2 separate regions of the Mus musculus genome follow, and region 2 is linked to region 1. Evidence: chromatin loops called from intact Hi-C (ENCODE). Cell type or tissue: heart. All regions are shown on one strand. Links, peaks and the distances in the headings refer to the core of each region. The heading gives the core; the rest is flanking DNA. Region 1 holds the start of Hdac8 (histone deacetylase 8). Region 2 holds the start of Phka1 (phosphorylase kinase alpha 1).

Region 1 (15,462 bases), core at 8,702-11,201:
CGGTTTCATCCTATCTCCTAAATGATGTCAGGGCAACATCTTTAGAGCAGAGACTGTTAGGATATCTGGAGGAGATAAGAAATCAGAATCTAAGTTAACAGTCCAAGTTACTCAAAATAAACGAGTTAATGGAGCAAGTCCAAGAGCCTACCTAAAGGCATGCTAAATAGATGGGAGTAACAGTTAATTACATCCTTAATCAGAGGATGTACTTTTCCTTCCCAGAAGTCATAGCCACACCTCCCCACCCCCGCGCCCCCCCACCCCCATCCTGCACTGCAGTTGCTTTTCAAACCTTGGCTGGGTTAAGCCTGCTTGCTTTTCTGAATCATTTAGAAAAGTATCAATCAACAAATCAATCAATCAATCAATCTCTCCCTCTGTGTCTCTCTCTTCAGATACTGGCCATTCTGCTTTTCCAGATACTCTGTGTTTTCTTACTCTTCCCTGATGTTATTTCTACCCCTGATTCCCAACCCCTCATTTCTGTTGTGTGCTGGCTTACAAAAGGCATGAGTTTCTCTCTTCCTCTTTCGCAGCCTCCTTGACAGCTACCACAATTTAAAAGGGTTTCTTTTTAAAGACTAATAATTGTCATTGTCCTCGAGCTTATTTTATTTTACTGAGACAGAATCTCACTACACAGTCCTAGCAGGAGTAGAACTAAGCGACCTGCCTGCTTCTGTCTCCTGAGTGCTACGATTAAAAACATGTGTCACTATGCCTAGCCTGAGTCTATTCTTAAATTCTTTAATTAGTTAGACTAAAAACACAAGAGGAGACCCCAGTTTGCCCATGAACAAGGGACACTCCAGGTTGGGCATCTCCAAAATTTCTAGTAACAATAACAGGTCATGCCTAGCTTCATGTAAGCTTATAAGCTTGTAGCCGCTTCAGAGAGGCTCTAGGGGGGCCAAGAACATCTCAGAATTCAGACCTAAAGCAAGTCCAAAGTCTTTCAATCCCCACAAGTCTGTCTTTTCCATTTACCATAAGTCTGTCTGTTTCCAGACAATTAGCTGAATGGAAAGCTGTCCAAAACAGTGAGTGATACATGAGTACAGCTGAACTTGCATGCTGCCAGCCACGACTGATACCACAGAAATATATGGCCATTGGCTGGAAAATGGTGGTATAAGTAGGAAGGTTTGAAATTGACCTGGGCCCCAGCAGGCCTTTTGCAGTGGTCGGAAACTTGGGAAATGACAGCACACTTGCCAGAGCCAAGCGTCTCAGGGACACTGTAGGACTTTCTTCCTCTACATGCCCAAAGGACAGGGAAGCCCTGGCTGCAGAGCAAGCTTCTCTGCTTGAATAAGAAAAGCTCCTGTTTTAGTTTTAAACTTTAAAAAGTAAACCAAAAACTAACAAAAGCAGGTTGGTCTCTTTGTTTAAGACCATGCAAAATCATTACTAAAGTATCAGTTTTCTACTGCCTGGGCAGTAGATTCTAGATATTTAGTTTCACAAGGCCTCCTTTAGCTAGGAAACCCATACATTTCAAAAAGGATACCATACTACTATGTAAATTTGCATATGATGAAAATTGTGCTGCCTTTCAGTCTGAAAGAATCAAATGTTGTTTTGTTTTTAACTGAAGATCAAGGCCTTGGTTGGCTGCACACACTGGCAGTTACTAAGACAGCTGCTGTCTTTTACCCAGCTGACTCCCTTCCTTAACAAGTAGTCAGTACTTCTAACACAGCCATTGAGATTCCAGATGTGGACTAAGACCTTGTAGTTTATGTCAGACAGAGTAGGAAGTTACACACACACATACACACACTCCAAAAGGCCTTCTCTAAGCAAAGAGCACCTAAGAACCACTTTTTTCCTTAGAAAGAGAGATATCCATGTTATCACTTTCCCTGGATAGAGTAATGTAAAACTCCTTGATTGTTCTAAAGTTTTCTTCTCTTATGTCTATTCTCATCAAATGCCTACTTACTAAAAAACTCCTTTAGTGGGCCAGAGCGATGGTTCAGTGGTTAAGAGCAGTGACTGCTCTTCCAGAGGTCCTGAGTTCAATTCCCAGCAGCCACATGGTGGCTCACAACCATCTGTAATGGGACATTCGCACCCCTTCTGGTGTGTCTGAAGACAGCTACAGTATATTCACATACATATACCTCTCCCAAGGCTTTCATGACTAACTTCTCCCTACTGCTCTTCTATTTGTCTTGTATAATTATACACATTCCCTTAATATCATAATTTATATTGTCCTCTGGTTATTTCAATTCTGTTCCTGTTTCTAGAGCCACATCCTCAAGACAGGGAATTTTCAAGGAATTGTGTAGACTGTTTAGCTCTATGCTTTACTGATGAAGAAACTGGGGCATTGGGAGGTTTAGCCAAGTTTGCAGGAAACAAAGCATACAACTCAGATACCTTGACTTTCCGTTGAGTGCTTTCCACTATACTAGCTCATCTAGCTTCACTTGCATGTTTTCAGAACACCTTATAAAATGCTACACACACACACACACACACACACACACACACACACACACACACACACACACGGTTCCCTTGAGTGTCAGTACAACAAATGCACAGGTTTATATAACTGAGAGGCTGACTGAGGAAAGGGTCAGAAAGCAGATAGGTTGTTTTCTTACTTCTTTGCATGATGCCACCCTCCAGACCAGTTGATGGCTACTTTACACTTCCCGTCAATCAGGCACTGGGCAGCTGTGATTGTACCTCCTCCTATAGCTGCTGCATAGTCAAATATCCCTTCTGTGGCTGGGCAGTCATAACCTGGGGACAAAAGCAAGGAAGTCTGTTAAAGATGATCTGGAGAAGGCAGAATAGGTTGAGGTATGACAACAGCATGGTCTACTAAGAAGCTTCTGAGTTGACCTCAGCTCCAATAGAGACAGACACGTCTCCAATGACTGACACATCTCCAGTGTTCAGGAGGGAAGACATAGAAAGGATTAAGCCTCCAAGATGAACTTCTCAGATCCCACCAGCAGTCAATCAAGGCCTGAGAGGTGATATATTTTGCCAGTAGTCATATAGACCCAAGCCTTGGACCAGTGTCTTGATTTCCAATCTGGTGTCCTTCTATAAACCCATCTTCCTAATAAATCTGTTAGTGAAAGATAAGGTAGGAAACTTAGCCAGAATATAAATATTTACTTCATGCCATGCATGGTGACACACACCTTTAATCCCAGCGCTTGGAAGATAGACACAGACAAGTTCCAGGCCAGCCAGGGCTACAGTAGTGAGACACTGTTTCAAAAAATAAAACTAAAAAAGACTCAAACCAAATAAATCTATATTTGAAATATATGATTACAGGGAAGCTGGATTTGCATATATACACATATAAACATATACACATATACATATGTATGTGTACACACACACACACACACATATTGCCAGAGTAGACCTAAGTGCTGCCATTAGGACGGCAGCATTGAAAGGATTCTTCCCCACCAGGCTCATCACTTCAGCTGCAGTTAACTTACATAGTGTACAAAATATGAACAAACCACGGGATTAAAATGAACAGTTGGGGCTAGGAATATAGCTAAGGCAGAGTACTTGGCTAGCATATCCAAGGCTGAGTTCCATCCTCAGTAACACATATATAATGTTCACACACACACACACACACACACACACACACACACACACCAGTTAAAGAATTTTTTAATTAAAAAGTATTGGGCTGCAGAGATGACTCAGCAGTTAAGAGCACTGGTTGCTCTTCCAGAGGACCTGGGTTCAATTCTGAGAATCCACATGGCAGCTCACAAGTATCTATCACTTCAGTTCCAAGGGATCTAAGACCTCTGATGACCGCCACTGGCAATGCATGCATGTGGTGCACATACATGCACTCAGGCATACACGGATACACATAAAATATAAAAGAAAGACTAAAAAGAAAGAAAGTATTAAGGTTAGGGAGGTAGCTCAGTCAGTCCAATGCCTGCCACCCAAGTAGGAGTCTACTAAGTCAGTCTACTAAGCCAACACTGGAGGAGTGAAGATGAGTAGAGTCTTAGAAGTCACTGGCCAGCCAACCTAGTCAAAATGGTAAGGTTGAAGTTCAATGAGAGCCTCTGTAACAAAAAATAAGGTGTAGAGTGAGTGAAAAAGACACCCAGTGTTGACATTTAGTTCCATGTGTGTATGAGCAGACACATGCACACTGCCACACCCAAACATACATACATACACACATGCACTATATACATGCATAGGGAGAGACTAACATAAGCAATATAACTACAGCGGGGGCTGGGGGGGATGACTATTGATCTTCCACTGTTGCCTGAGAAGACCTTACCTAGTCCATATTCTATGGAGTCTGGATGGTCCTCATCACCTTCTTGGCTGACTTTCTGGAGATGTTGCAGATAGGCATCAGTGTGGAAGGTGGCCATCTCCTCCATGGAGGCCACTTTGGGCTTCACTATCCTAAAAATAATAGAGCGAACATAGAACCATGAGTCAGACCCAGAGTACGCAAGGTGCTGGAAACAGCAGTCAACCGTGTGAATGGAGAAGACAACTCGCAACTTCTGGTTCCCGTGAACTGAAGTCATTAACACACACTGCACTGTTTAGCCTTCACTTCTTCCATCTATGATACTGATCCCACCAAGGAGAGGCAAGAGGCCAGATCTTTCCTTTGAGTTTTTAGGTAAAGGAACATAGTTGAAAAGAATTGTATTTAACTAAAACAGATAATCATGGATCAAGGTCTCTGGTTTAGCCACACAGAACTCACTAACCCAGGGCCAGCAAGATGGCTCAGTGGGTAAAAGCCCCTGCCACTAAGCCTGACAACCTGACTTTAGTCCCTGGAACCCAGATTGTGGAGGAGACGACTGACTGCCCTCTGATCTCCACATGTGCTCTACGGCCCACACATCCCCCTAGATAGATAGATAGATAGATAAAGAAAAAATAACATTTTGAAAGAATTCTGGGGCTGGAGAGATGGCTCAGGGTTTAAGAACAGTTGCTACTCTTGCAGAAGACTGAGGTTTGTTTCCCAGCACCCACATGGTGACTGACAACCATGCATAACTCCATTTGCAGATATGACCTCCTCATCAGACCTGGCTAAGTACCAGGCACACACCTGCAGGCAAATACTCATACACAGAAAATGCATGCATACACACATGCAGGCAAAACACTCATATATACAAAATATGCAAATATAAAACTCTATTTTTTAAAAGACTAAAATATAAACTTGACTCTGTGAGTCACATCTCGTGTGACAAACTGACAAAGCTATTTACATTTAAATCTACTGCTACTTGGACTGAGTAATCCTTTTGGTCAGATGTTTAGCGCTAAACCTTGTATCCCTATCCCTGTGGATCTTTCTTTTAACAGGCAGCGTGGCTATCAAACAGTCAGAATTTGGAGCCAGAGAACTGGATTCCTTTTCTAACTCTAGACTTCCTACTTCTATAACTTCAGGTAAGTTAACTTTTCTTTTTTCTTTTTCTTTTTTTAAAAGATTTTATTTATTTTATGTATGTGAGTACACTGTAGCTGTACAGATGATTGTGAAAATTGAAAGTAGGGCCTCTGCTGCCTCTCCTCACTCGGGCCCAAAGATTTATTTATTTATTTATTTATTTATTTAATGTATATAAGTACACTGTAGCAGCCTTCAGACACACCAGAAGAGGGCGTCAGATCTCATTACAGATGGTTGTGAGCCACCATGTAGTTTCTGGGATTTAAACTCAGGACCTCCAAAAGAGCAGTCGGTATTTTTACCCACTGAGCCATCTCTGTAGCCCCAAGTTGATTTTTCTATACCTCAGCTTTCTCACTTATAAAATGAGTCAACTTAGTGACCTTATGTACAGATGGAATGATAACATATAACAAACTTCTTGGACAATGATCATCAGTACTAGTGTAAAAAGGAGGGAAATTGGACTGGGGGTGTAGCGCAGTCATACAAAATCTACATGTACAAGGCGCTATGGTTGATTCTCACCCACCCCCAAATATATAATATATAAGGATAACATGTTAGCTATGGAAGCAATTATCTGTACTCATAGTACAGGAGGATGATGAGTGTGAGGCCAGCCTGGGCTACATTTCAAGTTCTAGATCAAACTGACTTCAGTAAGTCCCTGTCTCAAAGAAAAAGAGAAGTCAAATATAAAAAGGTTTTATTTATTGAGCAGGGTACTATGCATGGGAGTTTGCAAGTCTGTACACGCACAGAGGCCAGAGAAGGATGCCACACGTCCTGCTCTGTAACTCTCATGCACATTCACTTGAGACAAAGAGTCTCTCATTGAACCTGAACCTGGAGTTAGACTGGCGATCAGCAAGCCCCACCAATTATTCAGTCTCTTGTCTACCCCTGCCAAGACATTGAGCTTACAGGTACGTGTGACGAAACCCAGCCTTTCCCGTAGATTCTGGGGAACCTGGGTCGTAGTGCTTGTACAACAAATGTTCTTACTTTTTCTATGCTATCTCCCCAGAGTCTGCTAATATAAAAAGTTTCTATTAGTCGGTCTCTTACAGTTATCTCCCAGAGGAAGGAAAGACGGAGGAAAAGCCTGGACCCTCTCAATCAGCTCCTCACAATAAAGGACAAACGGAACAAGAATAAAGGAAGTGAGTTTCATGGACTTTCTTGCTTCTCCCTGCTGATTTCCCATTTCTTCTTCTAGATTCTGCTGCAGGAATGTTCTCTAACCCTTGCCACCAAGCAGCGTGGCATTTCTTCCTTAGAAAGCCAGAGCCCAAGTCTCACCCTAAGCCTAGTAAACCAGTTTGTATTCTACCAAGAACATATATGTTAACAAGATGATTGCCCATTCAAATAGAAGGGGCACTGCTCTAGCCACAGAACGGCGCCATGTATGTTTTCTGAATGGAAGTACAACTATGAGTTTACTGCGAATTAGTCCAGGTAGGATATTTAGGCAACTAGTATAACCAAGGTGTTTGAAATCCTGTGGGTCAACCTCAAAAGTTAAATATGTAGACAAAATCAAGGATTCTTGTTTTTTCTTCAAGTACACATTTATATCACGAGAGATGAACAAACTGTCCACTAAAATAAAATTTTAGGGCCAGCAAGATGGCTCAGGGGCAGTCACTGAAAAACTAAATTCACTCCTCAGGCTCCGCACGGTAGAAAGAGAGAGGCAGCCGCTGCCGGTTCTTTCCCAGCCTCCACCTGTGTACTGGGGCGCTTGACCAACCCCTCAGGCCCCCGAGCCCCATCAAAAGAAATAAATGCAATGTAATAAAGTGTTTAAAATAAAAACATCAAGGAGCCTAGTACAAAGGCTCACACCTTTAATCCCAGCACTCGGGAGGCAGAGGAATCTCGGTGAATTCAAAGCTAGCCTGGTCTCACCTAGTGAGTCCTAGGGCTGCCTAGGTAGGCTATGTAGAGAAACATTGTCTCAATTTTGTACACAAGCTTTTGTTTTATGTATCCCAGGTTTTGTTTTGTTTTGTTTTGTTGCTTTTGGTTTTTTGAGACAAGGTTTCTCTGTGTAGCCCTGGCTGTCCTGGAACATTGTAGACCAGGCTGAACCCAGGCTGAACCCAGAAATCTGCCTGCCTCTGCCTCCCAAATGCTGGGATTAAAGGCATGCGCCACCACGCCCTGCCATCCCAGCCTTTTCTAATTGTTGCCTTGTAGCACCTTCCCATCTGTTTCACTCACCCTAAAAGGAAAGACTACTGACTACTCAGCAGCGAGCTAATGACTTTGCTTTGACATCTTGTTTGCAATAAAATATTTGTAAGTGTTAATTTTGTGTGTGGGAGCCTAGACCTCCTATATGTTAGGCAAGTGTTCTACACATTGAACACTATCTTAAACCCCTTTAAAAATTGTATTTTGAGACAGGGTGTGGCTAAGTTACCCAGCTGGCTTTGAAGTTGTGATGTTCCTGTCTCAGCCTTCCAAAGGCCTAGAATTAACGGCCTGTACCACCAGGCTCAGAAAAGTGTTAAAATACTTTTAAGGAAAGACAAGTAGTTATTTTGATGACCATAGGAATTAAGCATAGGGAGGAAAACATTCCTAGAAGGGTATGGTGCTGCAAACCTGCTGATCCTGCACCTGGGAGGCAAGGCAGGTGGTTCTTGGTAAATTCAAGGCCAGCCTGGTTGATGTTAACAGTTCTTGGCTAGCCAGAACTACACAGTGAGACTCTGTCTCAAAACAACAACACATTCCAAAAGAATGTACACACTAAAAATGACTTAATACTAAGAATAAAATATGAAAACCTATTATATTACTTTCTGTGAAGAAAATGCAGCATTAGGTGATCTAGCCAGTCACGTAGTTGGTCAGTAATGAGAAAACCTGATTTGACATGTGCCAGGTCCATAATACTTTCATTTATGACATTAAATATAGAATTGGCAATCAACAGAAAGCTTGTTTTTGGCTTGTTTTTGAGAAGGATGTAGCTAGCTTTACTTGTGTGGTCAACAGAGACCAGGTTAAAGTTTGGTGGTGATGGGGGTGGGGTAGCAGATCTAAGTCTCAAATTGAACCCACATCCCCAAATCTAGCTTTAGAAAACAAACAAAATCCAGACCAAATATAAAACAAAACATTTTCCAGCTTAACACCTCCTCACATGTCTAGAAGCAAAGTCTCTTTTCTAAGGGATCTTAACCCCTTCGTGTGCCTTTCCCAACTGTTCTCAAGCTTTCCCGGCGGTACAAGCATCTAACAAAGACTATGAACACCCCACTCCCACACAAGCTTTTTTTTTTTTTTTTTTTTGAACGCAGCATTTCTCGCTGGTTAGTCCCACTGGGAGGAGACAAGGTGTTAAGGCTATGAACACGCCTGCCCTCAGAAATGATCATGTTCAGAAAGGTCAACGCACTTACCTCATTTGTTTATGCAGGGCATAGGCTTCGATCAGAGAGTGGACCATACTGGCCTGAAACAGCATCAAAGAAAGGCAGAGCAGTCTCCTTAAGGTTCAATGTACTGAAATGCCATTAACAACAACAGCCTGCGCGGAGAACTAACTACTTTCTCTCTTCTCCCTTCTGTCACTTTAACAGAATACACTTAAGACAAACACAGAGTCTCAAAATCGCCAAGATTCGAAGCTCCCCAGCTTTACTAACGCAAGTGATGGAATACTCTCTCCTAACAGTTTGTGGTCCAGGACCCCCTATTGGTAACTCCGCTCACCTCTGCGCCAATCCTTCCCCTCCCCCGCCCCCCGCCCCCACTCGAGCGTTGGATGCCCCACTGCGCTCTCTGAAGGTAATGAACCACTTCCTTCTGCTCGGCTTGGCGTGCCTGGCACTGCTAGTTACATTTTTGCTGAAGGTATCCTTCAGTCCAGTTTTCTCGTTTCCTAATGTACTCCCTTTCACACCCTCCCACCCCCATCCCCGCAAACCGTGGTCTTTGATCCAGACCTCTCTTACCCGTTTGGGGACCTTCACAAGGGAGTCGCAGATGCTGACATACTCGGGACTGTAAATATAAACCGGGGGTAGTGAATGCCCACTGTTGGCGGGTTCCTCTGGCATCTCCATCTCCCACTTCCAACCGTCCGCGAGCCAAAGTCTGGAGCCAACAGTTTTCAGACTCAGCCTGAGCTCCAGTTCCTGCTCCTCTGTTCAGCCCCAGCGGTGCTCCCTTGTCAACATTCCCTCCTATTTAGATCGCCGGAGACAGTTTCCCTGGTCCCTCGTCCAACTACAGGGATGGATGGGCCCTTCCAGACCAGATGCCTTCTACTGATGACCACAGTTCAAAAAAGGTGCCTGACAGATATAAAAACCAAATAACTGCCAATTGGGATCAATTTTTTCATGGCACAAGTAGCACGGTCAAAAGTAACCAGCCTTGTTGCCCTACGGGGCCATTTGAAATGAGGTCAGACCAGCTCCAAAGCATGCTGGGAGATGTAGTTTTAAAGGAGTATGGTAACAGAAAGAAACACAGCTAAACACTAAAAAAACGTGGTTTCAAGTTTTGGCGCTAAGAGTCTGAACTCTTTTAAGTTTTCAAACTGCAAATATCATTTAAATATTTAAATAGAGGTAAACTATACATTCAATAGCAGGCAAGACCACCACCCAGCTACATTAGCTAATGGTGCTAAGGCTGAGGATTGTTTGAAATGTTTACAGAGTAAATTTCGTGCTGCAACTTTAGTTCGCTACTTTTCATCACTGTCTGAAAGAGATTAACAGCCTCTCCAATAATCCACTCTGACAAACCCGATGTCACCTTCCTAAAACTGAGACAGGGACTGTGGAGCTTTCATGTGATGAAAAGCAAGGGTTCTCTCCCAAGTAGTGGGAAAACACACCTCCCCCATCCCCCAACACACAGCCACTTTTTCTTTCATTTGCTTCTGAAGCTAAACAACGGTTAGGGCAAATGTTTTAGGTTTGGTGTACAGGGTGTTAGTGTGTCCCCAGGCAGTGTTATTTCCACCAGAAGTTTGGGGGTTCTGGATGCCTACAAGATCTGAGCCTAGCTGGTCAATTCCCAGACTCCCAGCACTCAGACCATCCTCAACTGACACACTGAGGCCTCCGAGACAGGCCCAGATTTGTACTTTCTTTAAAAGACAAGCTTGCTTTAAACTTTTGTTTCGTGATAAGCACTTTGGATATTATCTTAATCCTTTCAACAGTTCTATGACGCAAGCTGTAACATGTCCACTTTGCAGATGTACTTTGGAGGGTAAAAACTATTCTCGGTCACACACTGAGGTAGGAAAACAATCCAAAATTAGCTCTACCTAACACCCAAAACCTAAATACTCCTTTTACTATGTGAATTTGATGCTTCCAGGTTGACTTTCTGCTATACCTGTGGTCAATATTCGATTTAGTATCCCAATACTTAATATTCTTGCAATCTTGAGGTATGTACGTGTGTGTGTGTGTGTGTGTGTGTGTGTGTGTGTGTGTGAGAGAGAGAGAGAGAGAGAGAGAGATATGCATTTGTTCTCCAATTAGAATGGAACAAGTTATGCTTCATTTGTATTTGTCTATAGAACTAGTTCAAAGCACTGTAATCATTCAGTTACCCAAGCACTTCTATGAACTGAGTGCACTATTAAGCACTTCTATGAACTAAGTGTACACTTTAGCTTTGGATTCAAAGATACACTGCACTCTCAGGGAATCTGCATTATAATAGATAAGATAAGGCTACTTCATTTGAAACCATATTAATAACAGAGCCAGATAATGAATGGAGGGCACTTAGCTTACTTAATAGGCATAAAGTACTTAACAATAAATGGTTAAGTAGGATTCTTACTAGCATTTCAGAATATCTTATGAGATGCACAATACTGTGCTTGGTGAGGATGAGAGGGCATGCTGACTGGAAGGAGCAGCTTAGATTTAAAAAAAATACAAAGAACTGTGACAGACAAGATTTCTCAGTAGGTAAAGGTACTTGCTGCTAAGCTTGATGACCTGAATTCAATCTCTGGATTCCACATGGTGGAAAGTGAAAAAATACCTCCTGCAAGTTGTCCTCTGCCTTCCATATGCATGCTCCGTTGCATAGGAGCACCCCCAACACACACAATTAATAACATAGAAACAATCTCAATACAAAGAAGAAAGCTGGAGTTGGTGGCATGTGCCAGCAATCCAAGTATTCAAGAAACAAAGGCAGAAGAGTCACAAGTTTGAGACCAGCCTAGGCCAGCCAGTGCTACTAGTAAAACCCTGTCCCTACATCAAAATAAATAAATCCATGAACAATTTAAAAAAACCCTACTCTATTTTAGTGGAACAGGAAAGTTCATGAAAGGCTTCAATACTAGGCTAATGAAAACATATTTCATCCTTTTCGAAATGGGAATGCGTTTTTGTAGTGCTGGAATTGCAACCCGGGCCCGTGTCTGCCAGGCAAGTGAACTAGACCCAAATTCCTTATAATGTTCAGTAAAATATTCTAGAGCAGCTGTGTGTGTATGAAAATTAGTAACTTGAAAGACTGGAGCAGTGCATGCCACAACGGTCTAGTTATGGAGTGATCAGTGAGTCAAATTAGGCTGCCAGTCTGGGAAGAAAAGGAAACCACAGAGTACAGGGGAAGCTCAGAGGACCGCCTTGCTGCTGGGATAATGGGGAGAGTAAAGGAGATGAAAGTGAGCTGTTGGAAACCTTGGGAAGTTTTCAATCTGGGAGAAGAGAAGGCTACCGGTCCCAGTATAAGAAAGTAGGGTCTTAGTTCAGAGAGAGTGTGTGCTTAATCTGTGCAGTACCGAAAGAAACAAGGCAGTGTGGAGGAAGAACTTAGAGGGCAGTGTAGGGAGAATATTGCTTTCTTTAAAAACCCAGTTATGTTATGGGTTTTTTTGTTGTTGTTGTTTTAATCCCAGGTGTGTGATATAGGGCTGCTTCCGATTGTCCACAGCTGCTAGCTATGATTGTCTTGTGCTCTAGGAGTCTCACACAGACACACACACACACACACACACACACACACACACACACACACACACACACACACACACTTTTCCATACTAAAAAATAGTAAAGATGAAGTTATAAGTGGTTAAGATAGCCAGGGTACTATGGGTGAAATTGGTGACTATAGCTTATAACTTCTGGATATAACTTTCATGTTTTCAAAACTAAATTTCTGATTTCCCCATCCAAGTCCTTTCTAGTCTTTTCTCCATTTTTACACCTGTCCCTGTTGGACAAGCCAGAAACCTAAGGGCTTTCTGCGTCTCTTTCTGCACTTTCACCTGCAGATTCAACCGACCAGCAACTTCTCAGTCCTGTCTCCATTCCTCAGACAAGCCTCAAATGAACCTGCATTCCCCCCACACCCGCCCCAGTTAGCAAAGCTACTACTCCAGTATCTGGCCTTTCCTTCTACTAGTTGGTGTGTATGTACCATTGCGTTTTGTCAGGAGCCATCTAGGATAGGCTAAAAGAATGCAGGTCATTTTCCTGGAGATGACCCACTGCGTTTGCATGGCTGCAATGGGTAAATTCTGAATTGCAGGGCCTTCAGAAATCTCATCTTAGCTTTGATTATTATTGCTGATGTGTGTTTCCTGTCATTATTACATATTCTAATGATTCTTGAGCATTAGCCTACCCTATTGGGTAGCTTTTCTGCAGATCAATGAAAATGTACTCTCTTGTGGTGATGCTATGTAGAAAAATTGATAATTTCATAATTCCTAATAATGATTTTATAGAATTCCTAAATGTATACGAGTAATTTTGAGCCCTAATTAGTATAAAAGCCGCAGTTAGAGTTCTGTAAACCTTCATGTGTCATGGACTAATTGCACTAGGATAGAAAGCAGGCTTCTTCTTACTGACAAGGACAAGACTTCTTTCATTCGGCAATAAAAAGGAAAAGGTTTTTCTTTCACCAGTAGAGAGATGAGGCTTTTTTTTTTCTTTCAGCAATAAAGAGGACAAGGGTTTTTCTTACTTAGGCTTTTTTTTTTCTTTCTTACTTTCAACAATAAAAAGGTAGAAGCTTTTTTTTTTCTCTGAGCAATAAAGGTTAAAGCTTATTTTTCATCCAAAATGAGTGAGATTTTTCTGTGCTGGCACTTACTCAGTGGAACTTGTTCGTGGGACCTTTTGCTCCATCCATCAAAAAATACATACATGTACATGTCTCTCAACACCATCTCTGGTCTCAACTTTCTTAAATATCTATCTAGCTGGCTTTTCTTTCTGCTCTTTGGTGTGAGTGTGTATGTGTGTGCGTGCACGCAGAACTGTTGGGTAGCTGTTTCTTCCAAGATTCAAACACTCCCCCTCCTGCAGGGAAGTTCCTTAAGACAGAAAATAAACAACTTAAAATAGCTTAGGAAGTCTCTGAAACTGACCAGATTCCTTAGGCCAGCTCTCTCCTAAGTGTTTACTCAGCAGTAAACACTGCTGAGTCCCTCGCCAAGTTTCTTGGAAGAAGCAGAGATCAGCCCAACTGCCTGGAAGAATCCAAGACCAGCTGAGCCACCTGAAAAGGACACTCTCCAACTTGTTGAGCTGTCTATAAGCTATACAGCGTGCTCCAGATTTCTAGGCTTTGTGAGCTGTTATCCATGTTGGCATGGGCTTTGGTGATGTGGCTTTGAGTCATTGGTGCCCCTATAAATAACCTCAATAAAACTCAGTGGCTCACAAAGTTTGACTTTGGTGGTATCTGTATGTTGGCCCTTTGTGGGCTCCCTATCTGTCATGAGTAGACTGTTTATTGTGTCTTCCCAGGAAAAGTCTGTCACACAACAAAAGTGCATGCGTATTTCTGGAAGCATAACTTCTCAGGTGCCATTCTCCTTGTTTTTGGTGACATGGTATCTCACTGGCCTGGAACTGGCTGAGTAGGCTATGCTGGTTGGCTAGCGAGCCCCAAGGATCTGCACCCACATCCCCAGCACTGGAATTATATGAGTGTCACCATGCCCAGCTTTTAAAATGTGGGTCTGGGGCTGAATTTAGGTATAACAGTCAGTACTTTACCAACTGAGCTATCATCCCAGACCTTTCCTGTTCTTTTTTTATTGGATATTTTCTTTATTTACATTACAAATGTTATCCCCTTTCCTGGTCTCCCCTATTCCCAGAAGCCCCCTACTCCATCCCCCTCCCTCTGCTTCTATGAGGGTGCTCCCCCACCCAACCTCTCCTGCCTTCCTGCCCTAGCATTTCCCTACACTGGGGCATCAAACCCCCACAGTTCCAAGGGCTACTTCTCCCACTGATGTCCAACAAGGCCATCCTCTGCCACCTATGTGGGGTACCTCCATGCGTACTCTTTGGTTGGTGGTCCAGTCCCCGGGAGCACTGAGGGGCATTTGGCCGGTTGACACTGTTGCTCCCCCCACGGGGCTGCACGCTCCCTCAGCCCCTTCAGCTCTTTCTCTAACTCCTCCATGGGGACCCCACCCTCAGTCCAATGGTTGGCTGTGAGCATCTGCATTGGTATTGGTAAGGATCTGGCAGAGCCTCTCAGGAGACAGCTATATCAGGCTTCTATCAGCAAGTACTTCCCGGCATCTGTAATAGTGTCTGGGATTGGCAACTGTATATGGGATGGATCCCCCAGGTGGGGCAGTCTCTGGATGGCCTTTCCTTCAGTCTCTGCTCCACACTTTGTCTCTGTATTTCCTCCCTTGAGTATTTTCCCCCTTCTGAGAAGCATTGAAGCATCCACATTTTGGTATTCCTTCTTCTTGAGCTTCATATGGTCTGTGAATTGTATCTTGGGTATTCCAAACTTTGGGCTAATATCCACTTATCAGTGAGTACATACCATGTTTGTTCCTTTATGACTGAGTCACTTCACTCAGGATGATATTCTCAAGTTCAATTCATTTGCCTGTGAATTTCATGAAGTCATTGTTTTTAATCGCTAAGTAATATTCCATTGTGTAAATGCACCACATTTTCTGTATCCATTCCTCTGTTGAGGGGCATCTGGGTTCT
Region 2 (15,462 bases), core at 1-2,500, 140 kb after region 1:
TTCTATTTCCATGCACTATCTTAAGAATAAGGAAAGAGCTGGCTGAAAGCTTACAAGTCCAAAACACAGGTATTATTAAAATAAAGGCATTATTAGGGGTATTATCAAATGTAGTACTAAGGATGCCACTAAGTGCATTTTAAAAGAAAAATAAATATAAAAGTTAAATTCAACTAGCAACGAAAAGTCTGAAGTAAAGGAGTAGGAAAGAAATCTAGAAATATATACAGCCAGGTGCAGTGCCTTATAGCCTATAATTCTCCAGACTGACGCTCCTTCGAGGCCAGCTACATAGTGAGTTTCAGGCCATCGTGGGCTACAAAGACAGACTTGGTTTCAAAAACCAACAACTCCAAAGAGCACATATAAACCAGGTGCAGTGGCGCATACCTGTTACCCCAGCAATGGGGAGATGAAGCTCGAGGATGGGGAGTTTGAGGTCAGCATGGGCTACAAGGTAAAATCCTCTCAACAAAGGAAGAAATAAAACAACAACGGCTTAGGAAACAAACAAAAAAACCCACTGGCTTGTGGTCTGTTGTCCAAACTGTGAAGGCTATGGCAGGAAAATCCCAAGTTCAAGGCCAGCCTGAGCCACTGTGCAAAACTGTTTAAAAGTATGTACAAAGTGCCTTGACCTTCACAGTAGTCTAAGGTCTCTTAGGATGCTCTATGTTCTCATACATCTTTGGGGAAGTGGAGTGGAAGTAGATGGCCCAAACCTGGGGTGAGGGCAATAAAAAAGTGTTATTTCTTGAAACTCTGTCCCTGGAATCCTGCCATAGTTGGGAGGGTGGGGAGTTGGGGGAAGGGGTGGCATTCTGTCTGAGCTCAGAAACCATCACTCTGGAATCACTGCAGAGGGGTCGAGGGTGGGGGATTGTGATTCTCCATGCCACACTTTGATTTTACTCCAAGTTCAACATGCAACTTTCCTTCGGGATCCTTTAAGGTCTCTCCAGAGACAAATGCGTTCAGGGTTCACCCAGAGTCAGTGTCCGGAGCTCACACTTCACCCTTACCTACACTTACCTGATGGCACAGGATGGTCTGATGCACCAGCCGAGCATAGCCGTCCAGGCGGACTCCCGAGTTACTGCGGCTCCTCATGGTGCCACGTCCCTAATCCCCCACTGCACACACGGGAAGCTCGGACGCCAGGCCTACGGAAACCTTCTAAACGCTCCCTTGCTCGTGTGGCCAATGGTTCCCGCGCGTCACCTGGTTCCGGCGGCCTCAGAGTCCACTTCAGGCCGCGGCTCAGCCTCCCGCGGTCTAGGCTTCGGCCGGCAAAGACCCCGTCTCCACTCAGTCTCCCGTGGTCCCCGGGTGGCGCACCGGCATCCTCCGCTTGACTGAAGGAGACCGGGGCGGCCCTGAGACTGAAGGCCGGCGACAGCAGCGGGTCAGCGCCCCGGGTGCCGCCTCCCTTGGCGAGCGTGCGGGGGCGGGGCGTGGGTCCTGCAGCTGCGCGCTACGCCCACGGGCCAGTAGCCCGCCACCCTCCGCCCAGAATGTGTCGCCCGAGGCGCTGTGCTCTCCCCGCCCCCCCGGGGGAGTTATTTTCGAAACACTACAAGTGACTATTTTAATTTTGCACGGTTGTGCGCACAGGCTGTTGCTCTTACTTCTGAAGGACTAGTTTTAGGAACCCTCAGGAACTCTTCAAAACTGAGAGACTGGGACTGAACGATTCCATTTCCGGATCTTCAGGAGCAAAAAGTCGGATTAAGCGCCACACTCTGAAACCAACCAACCAACCAACCAACCAAATAAACACACAAACAAAAACCCCCAGCTCCCTAAGGAGTTCTTTAGCTCCTCCTTAAAGATGCGCGAATCCGCAGCGGTTAGGGAGCTTTGAGGAAGCAAGTGTCAGGCAGGCTGAGAGCAGAATAGGGAGCCAAGCAGTGGCTGAGGGTGCTCTTGATGGGACAGCTGACAGTGGGAGTTATCTGCTTTGGAAAGCTTCCTCGTAAAGTATAGGTGACTAGGCCCAAAGAACAAACATTCAGCTGAAATTAAAGTGACTGAGGAGGGCTGGGGAAGAAGGCTGCCGAGGATACAGTGAGGAGCTTGAGGAATCTGCCTCTGGCAGGCGGTCCCCAAAGGGCTTATGCTTCCGAGCTCTACTGTCCCAACCCCTAACCTTTACTCATAGCCCTCCCAAACTTCTTCTGGGCTCAGCAGGAGTACCACCTGCTTTCTGATTTGCCGGGTAAGAGAATAAGACTGTCTCTTGACCTTTCAAGTTCTAAATCTAAGCCTTCCTTGGCCACCTCACTCTGCCCACAGTGATTTTGCATTTTCGTTCTATTTTTTTTTTCCTCTCCTAAGTTTCTTCTCTTCTTACAAGCTGCCTCTGCGCCACTGCCACCTTTGTCTCTGCTGCAGCTTCTTCCTCAGGCAGTATAGCGTATAGTCAGGCACCTTGGAAGGTGACTAGTGAATATCTGATAATGGTGATGAAAGGTGAGTGCTCAAGTGCTCAGGTTGAACAGCCAGTCAATGATGCAGTTCAACACAGTGGCACGGACTTCTCCAGCAAATAGTTTCCCATTGCAGTCACAACCTACGCAAATGCGATGGCTGGCCAGTACAGCACTTCATGTCCTTAGTACACTGGGAAAGGGAGTTCGGTTTGGAGAGAACACCCTCCTGCCTATGCCCCTAACTCCCTGATATCTTGCCCTCACTCAGACTATAGGCTCAGAAACCTTTTTCTCTACCCTGGTCCCCTTCAAGTGTCTGTCGTCTAGTTTTTCTTCACCTTGATATTTAAGCACATTTTCAAACATTAAAGTAGTATATGATCATTAAAGAAAAATTGCAAAATACAAAAAGGTGAAATAAAATATTGAAATCATAATTCCCCACACCACTATCTTCTTTCTACTCTTTATATTCCTTATGCATAGACCTCCCTTCACCTCATGATAGCATGACTGGATTAGGAATGGCAGAGGTGTGGCATCACTAAGAATGATAGCTAGCTGGCTATCAGCAGACCCTGTTGGCTGGCATTGCCCTGGTGCTTTTATCCTTGGTCCAATTTAGACTTTCAGTCTTGTAGTCTTAGAAACTTGATCTGCTCAGTGTCCCAGAACCAGTAAGACCCAGGAGGCTGACTCATGCTGACTACCTCACAAGAGCTTGGTGCATGAAAACCAGGATGCTGTTTGATATTGAGAAACAAAACTGTAACAGCTTATGTTAACCCGAACACTACATTTTCTCCCTTTAATAAGTTGGAATTTTTATTATATACCTTATATAATGGCCCTGTTAAGTAGATAAACTTCTGATTAATATATATTAGTTGTACAAAATAGGGGGTTTCATTGAAATGTATTAATAATTAAACCTATCTTAGAGGTGGAGAAATGAAGACACATAAAAATTAACTAGTTGGAAGTGTGATCTTCCATGTTGGTTTCGTTGACTCCTTTTATATATGTTTCCAGGTCTCACAGGCACTTATTTTTTAGATATATCTAATTATAAATCAAATTATAGTTGTCAGTCTGAAGTCATTGCTTCTTTTTAAAATCATCAACATGTAAAAGTTGTACATATTTATGGGATACTGTGTGATGTTTTTGATGCATGTCCATGTTGTATAGTGTTCAAAATAATATGAAAGTTAACTCTTCCTAAGAGTTTCAATATTACAAATAAAGTTAAATCCAGTTCTCTCTGTTTAATATCTTCTACCATAGTCTTCTTTGTTCCCCTTCTGAAAGTAGCCACCATTATTGGATTGATTTGTATCCTTTCAAGTTGATTCTTAATATATTTATTTGGAAATATGCATATAAAATGTACTATTGCTTTGTTTGTATTTTTAAAATTTTGCTATTTCTTTATTTTGTGTGTTTGTATTTGTACACATGCATCTGTACATGTGCATCTTGTGTGTGTGTGTGTGTGTAAGAGAGAGATGAAAGAGAGACAGAGAGAGAGAGAGAGAGAGAGAGAGAGAGAGAGAGAGAAGAGAGAGAAAAAAATAAACCAGAGGTTGAAGGTGGCTGTCCTTTTCTTTCACTTGCCACCTTATGTATTGAGAGGAGCTTTCTCACTGAAGCTAGAACTCACTATTTTAGGTTTCTAGCAAGTATCCACCTGTTTCCTTCCCCCTAGTGCTAGGGTTACAGTTGAACACAGCCACATCAAGCTTATACATAGGTTCAGGGGGTCTGAATATCTGAGCCATCTCCCAGAACTCCTTTTTTCTTCCCTTTTCTTTTAATTGTTTGTTTGTTTGTTTGAGTCAGAGTCTCTTTACATTCTTGAATAGCCTGGAGCTCACTATGTAGACCAGGCTGGTCTGGAACTCGCCAAGTAGACCAGGATAATTCAAACTTACACAATACTTAAAGTCTTAGCTAGAGAATTAAGACAACTGCAGGAGATCAAAGGGATACGAATAGGAAAAGAAGTCAAAGTATCTTTATTTGTAGATGATATGATAGTATACATAGTTACCCTAAAAATTCCACTAGGAAACACCTACAGCTCATAAATACTTCCCACAAAGTAGTCAGATATAAAATTAAATCAGAAAAATTAGTATTCCTATTATATACAAATGACAAATGAACCAAGAAAGAAACCAGGGAAACAATATACTTCACAATAGCCTCAAATGATATAAACTATTTGGGGTAACTCTATCAAACAAGTAAAAGTCTTGTAAACTTAAAAACTTTAAGACATTGAAGGAGAAATTAGAGAAGATATCAGAAGATGGAAATGTTGTGGATGGACCTGGTGCTGTTTGTATTTTGATGCTAATTCCACTCTCCTGGGAAGGGTTGCAGACAAGGAGCATACTCAGGAGACTTCTTGTGAACCAATCCCCTAATGAATAAAGGAGCCAATCACTGGGAGAGTAGGAGGGACTTCCTGGTTGGTCGGAGGAAGAGAGGAAGCAGGAGAGAATTAGGTCCTTTTGGACAGGGATAGCGTGAGGACAAGATGTAGCTATGAGTGTCTCCCAGTTTCAGTGATAGATCTGTCAGGATTTGCCACCAAAGGGTTTAGATTTAATAAGGCTTACAAGATTAGAATTTTAGTTGCTGCACCCAGCGATTGAGTTACTGTCATTTTTGTTGTTGTTTGTTTGTTTGTTTTTGTTTTTTGTTTTTGTTTTTTTTTGAGACAGGGTTTCTCTGTATAACCCTGGCTGTCCTGGAACTCACTCTGTAGATCAGGCTGGCCTCAAACTCAGAAATCCACCTGCCTCTGCCTCCCGAGTGCTGTGATTAAAGGTGTGTACCACCATGCCTGGCTGTTACTGTCATTTCTGAACTAAGTTTGTGTTGTGTTTTCCTTCACACAGCAGTTCAACTGGGTTCAAGAGAGAAAGGTACAGAGGCAAAGTGTGGGTTTGCCAGCTATGCATCACAAAGGCCAGGGGGATTTGAACCATGGGGCTGGCATGGTAGTGACCCACCAATGAGAACTTAGTGAGGTGGGTGGAGATGTTTCAGGAGCTCATATATATATATATATATATATATATATATATATATATATATGAATGACTTACAGGCTTCAGGCCAACTAATCAAAAAATAGGCAGCTATAAATGTGAAGTTCAAGAAACTAGTAGTTGCTCAGAACCATGAGGCTGGGTGTTTCAGCTGGTCTTCTATTATAAGCTGGAATCCTGAAGAAGTAGGCTCCAACAGATGTTCTGGCAAGTAAGTGCAGCAAGCAGAGAAGAGTGAGCCTTTCTTCTTCCAGTGTCCTTATGCAGGCCTCTTGCAGAAGATTTGGCCCAGATTAAAGGTGTGCTTCAAGATCTTGGTTAAAAGCACATGTGTCATTTGCAAAACACATGAAACTCAAGAAGAACGAAGACCAAAGTGGGTATACTTTGCCCCTTCTTAGAGTTGGGAACAAAACACCCATGGAAGGAGTTACAGAGACAAAGTTTGGAGCTGAGATGAAAGGATGGACCATCTAGAGACTGCCACACCCGGGGATCCATCACATAATCAGCCTCCAAACGCTGACACCATTGCATACACCAGCAAGATTTTGCTGAAAGGACCCTGATATAGCTGTCTCTTGTGAGACTATGCAGGGGCCTAACAAACACAGAAGTGGATGCTCACAGTCAGCTATTGGATGGAACACAGAACCCCCAATGGAGGAGCTAGAGAAAGTACCCAAGGAGCTAAAGGGGTCTGCAATTCTATAGGTGAAACAACAATATGAACTAACCAGTACCCCAGGAGCTCGTGTCTCTAGCTGCGTATGTAGCAGAAGATGGCCTAGTCGGCCATCACTGGGAAGAGAGGCCCCTTGGTCTTGCAAACTTTATATGCCTCAGTAAAGGGTAACGCCAGGGACAAGAAGTGGGAGTGGGTGTATAGGGGAGTTGGGGGGGAGGGTATGGGGGACTTTTGGTATAGCATTTGAAATGTAAGTGAAGAAAATACCTAATAAACAACAACCACAACAACAAACACATGTGTCTTCCAGCCTCAAAATCTGAGTCACAGGTTTGCCCTCAATTTCTGGATTGTACTTTATTCCAGATATAGCCGCCAAGTTAGCAATTGGGAATAGCCATCACACCATCATTTGAACAAAGTGGCAGCCTATAGAATGGTAAAAGATTTTTACCAACTCCACATCTGACAGAGGACTAATATCCAAAATATACTTTAAAAAATAAAGTAAAATAAAAATAACTAAAAACCCTAGACATCAATAAAACAAATAACCTATTTAAAAAATAGGGTACAGGTCTAAACAGAGAATTCCCAAAACAAGAAACTCAAATGACAGAGTGATACTTAAAGAAATGGTCAATACCCTTAGACATAAGGGAAATTCAAATCAAAACTACTTTAAGATTTCATCTTACTCCCAGAATGTCAAAGATCAATATAACAAATGACAGTTTATGCTACCAAGGATGTGGAATGAGAGGAATATTCATTCATTGCTGGTGAAAGTACAAACTTGTACAGCCACTATGGAAATCACTGTGTTGTTTCCTCTGAAAGATGGGATTTGAACTACCTCAAGATCCACCTATACCACCACAAACATTTGATCAAACATGTTCATTGTGGCTCTATTCAAATTAACCAGAAATTAGAAACAGCCTAGATGTCTGTTGGGGTCCAGGAGTTGCTCCACAAACCACACGTACACCAATCTCAGTCACACGGGGATAGGTTATCGAGCATTCTCTCCTGGACCGCAGACTATAATCAGGAGCTGACTGTGACTGACTATGAGCCAGAATCCTACAGGGCTTTTAAGCCTGAAATCCACAAACATCTGTGCCAAGTTATTTCACCAATCAGGATTTAGGGATAGAAGACTTTAGGAACATGTCTTTGTTGTATACGTATCCTGTTCCCACTAGTTGAGAGTTTCAACTGTGGCAGGGGACTTACCTTGCCTAACATTCATATCTTAACTTGCCAACCACGATTTCATATATACAACTCTTTCTGCCAAGTAAGATGTTAATTCCCAGGGAGTTCTTCAGAACTTAAAACTTTTCTCAACCTCTAGTCAAAATGGAAATTTTACTTCAGATGGCTTCTTACATTGGTACAGATATTTTCTTATGTTGAGGTCCATCCCAGGGTCAGTTTATAAAGGCAAAAACCATAAAAGCTCATACACAGGTGCAGGAAGTGCTGTTGGGTGGTTGGTTTGGGTCCAAGCTTATTGTAGCTACCTATACAGAGCAGTTCTAACTGACCTGTATAACAGAATATGCAACCAACGTGGGCATAAGAAAATTTCCTAGTAATTGCACAGGAGAAAGTTTTCTTATAACATTAGTAACAGCATAAGATGGCTGGCTAGACAGGCAGGCATTACCCAGGCCTTAACAATGTCCCACAACAAAAGAATGGATAAAGAAAAATGTGGAATATTTACAAAATTGAATATTATTTCAGCCTTTAAAAGAAATAAAATTATGAAGTTCACAGGTAAATGGACAGAACTAGAAAATAATATCCTGAGTGAGGTAACCTAGTCCCAGAATAACAAATATGGTATGTTATTGCTTATATGTGGATATTAGCTGTCAAGTCAATGATAACCAAATACTGTCTGTATAGAACCACAGAAGTTAGGTGTAGAGTAAGGGACTAGAGATGACAAATCTGTCTAAGAAAGTGAAATAACTATAAATGGATGGGGGATGAAATAGGAAGATCAAGTGGGGAGGGGAGAGAAAAATTAGGGAGTGAAGACGGGTAGAGACCACTAAAATTAAGGGACATTGGAAGGGTAGTATGGAAACCTATTACAGTAGAAGCTTCCTAAAATACAAACACATATGAAAGTGATCTAAATAAAATCACCAAATAATGGGGGAGACCAAACCATCTTTTGCCACCACAAGAAGCTTCAAGTGCCAGAATTGGGGTAAATCTATGGGAAACTCCTGCTAATTAAGGTGGAAGTCTACCACTGACGGGATAACATTTTGAACTTGGTGTATAATGGAGGACTACTTTCATTGGCAGGGCTTCTCTTCTCTGACCTTGTCTGGGGAGTTCAAAAATCCCACACATCTCTATCTGCAGAATGTCACATAGCCTTGGTTAAGATTACATGTTCAACTTACTTTCTCCTCAAAAGAACCTGTTGGGCTAGCACCTGAAATTCCTGAAATCCTTCTGTATGCATTTGAGTATCATAAGCCTTCAACCAATCCTGAATATTCTGTCCATCCTGAATATTCTGATCCCCCATCCCCAAATTATATAAGCCTTGAATCACCCCCAGAAAAGTTATTCTTCCTGGTCCAGGTGTCACTTTTCTTATGTACTCACTGGACTTCTGACCACCATCCCTCCTCCATCCATTGTCTCTGTTCCCTTTGCCCTTGTGGGCTAATTATGATTCTGAAGAGATCAAAATAGCAGGACAAACTCCATCTTGCTCTCCAAACTCCATTTTAAGTTACTTGTCCACAGAGTGACATGGCCCCCACCCTTGGGCCCCTAGAGAAAGAGACCACAAAGTGTTTTCAGCAGTTGAAAATAGACATACCAGCTGTGGTCAGCTTACACTAACAGGATAATCTGGTCACAATAATAGGATGAGTTAAGAAAACATGAGTTGTTCCTAGGTCAAGATGCCCCTTTTAGATGTGTGGTCTCTCCTTGTTTGAACATATGTTATGCACCAATCAGTTTAAAGGCCAACATTCCTTTACCCACATACCCAATCATGTAATACCAAGGCTTGGAAGTCCCTGCTTCCAATTTTTTCCCTATATAAACCCTAAGTCCCTAGACATGGGTGTAACTTTCCTAACTTGTTGCATCAGGAAGGTTTGTGACTCAAGACCAAACTTGAATAAAGACTGTCATGTGCTTGCATCAGAGTTGTGGTCCCTGGTGGTCTCTTGATTGAGGCATAACAATCCCTGGGGACAGGGAGGATCACATACATCTAATTGAGTTGCTGGCCAATGGGGTGTCCCATTGTAATCTTCAAACAATCCAGGCTGCTACCAAGTCTACAGGTTGCTTTCCACAAGCTGTCAGCAAGGCCCTATTGCTGAATACAACATCTACACAAATTACTGACTATGGAGAAGTTGAGCCAGTACAGTGTGTACATGTACTATGGTCTGTGTTCTAGAGTTTTTGGTAGAGGAAGGTTCTCTGCACACTTCCAAAAGAAAAATGTAAACACCAACCCAATAAACCTTTTGATTGGCAATGGTGTCTTGTATTAGCCAGGGCTTTCTAGAGTCACAGAACTATGGAATGAATGTGTGTGTGTGTGTGTGTGTGTGTGTGTGTGTGTGTGTGTGTATGAAGGGAATTTATTGGAATGATTTACAGGCTGCATTCCAACTAACCCAACAATGGGCAGCTGTGAATGGAAAGTCCAAGAAACTACTAGTTGCTCAGTCCCATGAAGCTGAGTGTTTCAACCGGTCTTCTGTATAAGCAGGAATCCTGTATAAGTAGGCTCCAACAGATAAGCTGGCAAAGTAAGTACAAACAGGCAAAGAAGGAATAAACCCTTCCTTCTTCCATGGTCCTTATATAGGCCTCCAGAAGAAGGCATGGCCCAGATTAAAGGCATGCCTCAAGATCTGAATTAAAGGTGTGTGTTGATCCAGATTAAAAGTGTGAGTCATTCCCACGTCAAGATCTGGGTCACAGGTGTGTTCTCAATTTCTGGACTGTAGTTCATTCCAGATACAGTCAACTTGGCAACTGAGAATAGCCACCACAGCAATGGTGGCACAAATATTATGAGAGTAATCAATAATAACTTTGGGTGTCCAAGAACATGGGACTAGATAGCTCCAGGGGTTAGGGTAAGACCAAGTACTACTACTGTTCTAAAAAAAGGAGCAATGCAATGACTCCTAGTGACATTCTGTTGTACTCATAGATTAGTGCCTTACTCAGCCATCAACAGAGAAGCTTCCTCCTGCAACAGATAGGAACAAATGCAAAGACCCACAGCCAAACATAATGCAGAGAGTGAGATGTTAGAACACCTAGTCCTAAACAGGATGTCTACAGCAGATCATTCCCCTCAGGTCTCAGGGAACCCTACATAAGAGAAGGCAGAAAGTGTTAAGAGCCAGAGTAGATGGAGGACATAAAAGAAAATCAAGGCCTTCTAAATGAACGTAATCAAAGGACATATGAATTTGCAGACTGAGGCAGCATGTAAGGGCCCTCATGGGTCTGCACCAGGTCCTCTGTGTATATATATATCATGGTTTCCAGTTAACTGTTCTGATGGCATTCCTGATTGTGTGAATGGGTTAGTCTCTATTTCTTGTGCCTTCTCTTGGGCTCTTTTCTTCTATTTGTTTCTTCGGTTCAATTCTTTGTTTTATCTTATTGTATTTTATTTTATCATTATCCTTTAGAAGACTGCTTTCTAATGAGAGACAGACAAGGAGAAGATCTGGATGGTACAGGAAATGAGGACTGGGATGAATAGAAGAAGGGGAAACAGTAATCAGGATATATTACATGAGGCAAAAATCTATTTTCAATAAAAGAAAAAATAGAAAAATAAATGATAAGTCATATTAATATCAAAGTGTTGGCTTAAAATAAATTTCTCAGGGGATGGAGAGATGGCTCAGTGGCTATGAGCACTGGTTGCTCTTCTAGATGTTCTGAGTTCAATTCCCAGCAATCAACTGGCTCACATGGTGGCTCACAATGGGATCCATGGGATCGGATGCCCTCTCCTGGTGTGTCCGAGGATAGCTACAGTGTACTCATATACATAAAATCTTTTTAAAATTCCGTATCATTTATTATCAGTAAATAAAAAAGAACTGATTGTAGTGGGACACACTGGTAGGATTTGCTTAAGGAGGAGGAGGTAGGGGGTTCATCACGCATTTGAGGCCAGCCTGGGCTACACATTGCTAAGAAGTGGCAGAGGCAGGTGGATCTCTAAGTTTGAGGTCAACCTGGTACACAGAGCAAGTTCCAGGACAGCCATGGCTTCACAGAGAAAACCTTGCCTTTAAAAACAAAACAAAAAATAACACCAAATTTAAAAAAAATGGGCAGGTTTTCTGGGAGATGGCTCACAGCATGCATTGTTCTTACAGTGGGCCTGGGTTTCGTTCTAAGCACTCACATTCTTAAACTGAGATGTTTTACAAACATCTTTAACTCCAGCTTCAGGGGATTAGATACCCTCTTCTGACCTCCTTGGACACCACAAATGCATGTGGTACACATACATACATTCAGGCAAAATACCAAAAAAAAAAAAAAAAAAAAAGGGTAATAATACCCTGAAAGCTGAAAGAGGATTCCTGGAGTGGGATGATTCAAGAGAGTGCAGGGGATGGGTCAGCATATTGAGCAAAAAGGATAAAAAAAATTATGTATGAAAATGAAAATGTCATATGAAACTTGTTACTTTGTTTTTATTAAAAATTAACCAAAGATTTTTTTCCTCTGTACTAATTTTAAAAAGATATAGTTGTGGTCCAATTGGCTAGTGTAATAGTTTTTATGATTTTTCTTTTCTATGTATGGTGGGATGGGTGTACACATGTACATGAGTACCAGATGTTCTTCGGGTGCTATACATCTTGATTTCGGAGACAACCCTGGAGCTCTCTGATTAGCATAGACTGGCTGATCTGTGAGCCCCAAGGGATCCACCTGTCTCCATATTCCCTGAGCTGAGATCACAAACCATACTATTGTGCCTGAAATTTAGTTTGATTCTGAGGATCAAACTCAGATCCTCGTGTTTATGGGATGTGATGGTTTGTATATGCTTGGTGCAGGGAGTGGAGGTGTGGCCCTGTTGGGGTAAGTGTGACCATGTTGGAGTAGGTGTGTCACTATGGGTGTCTACTTTAAGACCCTCATTCTAGCTGCCTGGAGGCCAGTCTTTCACTAGCAGCCTTCAGATGAAGATGTAGATCTCTCAGCTCCTCCTGCATCATGCCTGCCTAGATGATAATGGACTGGACCTCTGAACCTGTAAGTCAGCTCCAACTAAATGTCCTTTATAAGAGTTGCCTTGGTCATGGTGTCTGTTCACAGCAGTAAAACCCTAACTAAGACATGGGACAAACACTTCATAAAGTGAGCTTTCTTCCTAGCTTCAGTCCTTTTCTCTTATGATGTTAATTGTAATACAAAGAAAAAGAAAAAGAAATAGACAACACTTTTGTTCTTATAAGTGACAGTTCTCTTCTCTGTCTTTTGTAACCTTTTTTTAAATTAAAAAAGTTATTTAGGCCCACTTCTGTGCCAGGCATTGAACAGGGTACTTGATGAGCATCACCTCTTAATCCTCAGAACATTCCAGGGAGGGTCCCACATTCTGGGCCTTGAGCGAGCTGAAGGAGTGCCCACTGCAGTTTCATGACTTCAAGTCTGTGGACCACCTGAAGGTCTGTCTCCACTACACGGCAGTGCTGGCCCACTCTGAGGACGATAGCATTGGTACTGAGGAGCTGGATACCCTGCAGCTGGAGCTTGAGACCCTGCTGTCTTCTGTAAGCAGGCAACTGCATGTACTGGAAGCTGAAACCCAGATCCTCACTGACTGGCAGGGTAAGAAAGGGGACCGACGATTCCTGAAGCTAGGTCGAGACCATGAACTTGGTGCTCCCTGCAAGCAGGCAACTGGAAGTTGAACCCAGATCCTCACTGACTGGCAGGATAAGAAAGGGGACCGACGATTCATGAAGCTAGGTCGAGACCATGAGCTTGGTACTCCCCCCAACCAAGGGAAACCCAAGAAGCAGAAACTGGAAGGGAAGACAGGACATGGCCAGTCCCTGGCCCAGGACAACCCAAATCCAAAAACGTTCAATCCAAGATCCAGGAATATGAATTTACTGGTGACCCAATCGACGTGCCTTGGATCCCCAAGAATGATGCTCCCAACAGGTTCTGGGCCTCTGTGGAGCCCTATTGTGCCGACATCACCAATGAGGAGGTACGAACACTAGAGGAACTCCTGAAGCCCCCAGAAGATGAAGCTGAACATTATAAGATTCCCCCACTAGGGAAACACTACTCTCAGCGCTGGACCCAAGAGGATCTGCTAGAGCAGAAGGACGGGCTCGGGCAGCAGCTGTGGCTGACAAGAAGAAAGGCCTCAAGGGACCACTGACAGAACTGGACACAAAAGATGTGGATGCTCTGCTGAAGAAGTCTGAGGCCCAGCATGAACAGTCAGAAGACGGGTGTCCCTTCGGTGCCCTGACACAGCACCTGCTGCAGGTCCTAGTGGAGGAAAATATTATTTCCCCTATGGAGGACTCTCCTATTCCTGACATATCTGGGAAAGAGTCAGGGGCAGATGGAGCAAGCACCCCCCAATCCCCGCAATCAGAACAAACCTTTCAGTGTGCCACATACCAAGTCCCTTGAGAGCCGCATCAAGGAGGAGCTGATTGCCCAGGGCCTCCTGGAGTTCGAGGACCGGCCGCGGAGGACTCAGAGGATGAGGTCCTTGCTGAGCTGCACAAACAGCCGTCTGAGCTGAAGGCACTCAGTGCACACAACTGCACCAAGAAACACGACCCGCTGAGGCTGGCAAAGGAGGAGGTGAGCCGGCAGGAGCTAAGGCAGCGGGTCCACATGGCAGACAATGAGGTCATGGATGCCTTCAGAAAGATCATGGCTGCCTGGCAGAAGAAGTGCACCCCTACAAAGAAGGAAAAGGACCAGGCCTGGAAGACACTGAAGGAGCGGGAAAGCATCCTGAAGCTCCTAGATGGGTAGCCTTACCTGCTGCTGGCCATCCCCCTGGCCTAGCAGAAGTCCATGTTCTTTGAAGCTTTGTCCAGAGGCTGCCTATCAAATGACAACAGTCTCAGGGCTGAAACACTTTCAGGCCACTCAGCTGACCTTTGTGCAGCCAGTATGCAAGGCCCTACTGCGCCTGCCTGGACCTAGCATCTGCCTGATACCCCAGATGAGCGGGCTTGTTCCTCATCCCCTTCCCATCTCCATACCTTTCCCTCGGGGACTTCTTCCTTGAGGTTTTGTAAAGTACAAACTTAAGAATAAAGTGAAAAAAAAGGTTATTTAGAAGCATTCAGAATTTCTACAAAACAGCTGAGTTTTTTTTTTCAATTGTAGAGTAGTATTCGGTTAACTGAATGGTATTTATCTTCATATATATGCTGCACCAGAGATAACTGAAGATGAAAAACAAAACAAAACAAAACAAAAACAAAGACCAAAAGAAGGCAAGGTTAGTGGCTATTGAAAATACCATGATGACAGGGCTACCTAAAAACACATTGGGTAGTGTGTTAAGGCACTGTACAGTTTAAAACAAACAAACAAACAAACAAACAAACAAAACCCTATGCAGCCTTACATTTCAGTTCTTTTTTCTTTAAAGGGGGTGAGTAGTGGTTCTTTATAAACAAGAAAAATCTTCTAGAACCAACTTAATCATCTTCATTCTTGTCCTCCTCTTCCCCCTGTTTCTCATCCTTTTAATTCTTATCATCTTCCTCTTCCTTCTTTTTCTTGCTCTTTTCAGCCTTGACCACCCCCTTTTTCACTGCATCATGTTTTCCCTTAGCTCTCTAGGCAGGAATATCCTTTTCTTACTTCTACTTCAGCTTGGCAGCCTTCTTCTCATAGGGCTGCTTGTCTTCTGCTGCAGTGTTGTTCCACATCTCTCCTAGTTTCTTTGCAACATCACCAATGGATAAGCCAGGATGCTCGCCTTTGATCGTTGGATGGTATTCAGAACAGAACAAGAAGGCTGAAGGAGGGCTCATGGGTGCACTGGGATTTTATTTGTTTGTTTGTTTGGTTTCCTGTGTGGGGAAGGGTGTAGGTTTGCACAATAACATTTCCATGTCTTCAATTTTCCCCTTTTCTTTAGCAGACATGGTCTTCCATCTTTCTGAGCATTTTTTAGAGAGAACCCCAAGGATCTGACGGAAGCATCTGGAACTGATTCTTGTGCTCCTCC

The links. Peaks named below come from ENCODE experiments on the same cell type or tissue, not always from the same donor. Only the 100,000 strongest peaks of a DNase experiment are listed, where the experiment ranks them.
Region 2: a loop joins it to region 1, with 2.4 times the contacts of the local background. A loop is called at or near these places in 10 of 42 quality-filtered maps.

Annotation. Positions count from the first base shown.
Region 1 is chrX:102,495,510-102,510,971 of GRCm38, forward strand. It overlaps Hdac8 (histone deacetylase 8), which reads right to left and starts at 9,649. Exons shown (of 11, transcript NM_027382.4): 1 at 9,445-9,649; 2 at 8,890-8,942; 3 at 4,313-4,443; 4 at 2,622-2,763. The coding sequence starts at 9,555. It overlaps Gm32262 (a long non-coding RNA gene), which reads left to right. Exons shown (of 14, transcript XR_003953070.1): 12 at 5,377-5,463; 13 at 6,192-6,633; 14 at 9,070-9,817. In heart, for the core only: no CTCF peak of the experiment used is centred there; a DNase peak (open chromatin) is centred at 9,642; H3K4me3 peaks cover 1,501 bases; H3K27ac peaks cover 564 bases.
Region 2 is chrX:102,642,815-102,658,276 of GRCm38, forward strand. Phka1 (phosphorylase kinase alpha 1) reads right to left here and starts at 1,432. Exons shown (of 33, transcript NM_008832.2): 1 at 1,033-1,432. The coding sequence starts at 1,110. It also overlaps the pseudogene Gm9109 and the pseudogene Gm14840. In heart, for the core only: a CTCF peak has its summit at 1,493; DNase peaks (open chromatin) are centred at 1,457 and 1,837; H3K4me3 peaks cover 1,803 bases; H3K27ac peaks cover 1,413 bases; H3K27me3 peaks cover 1,256 bases.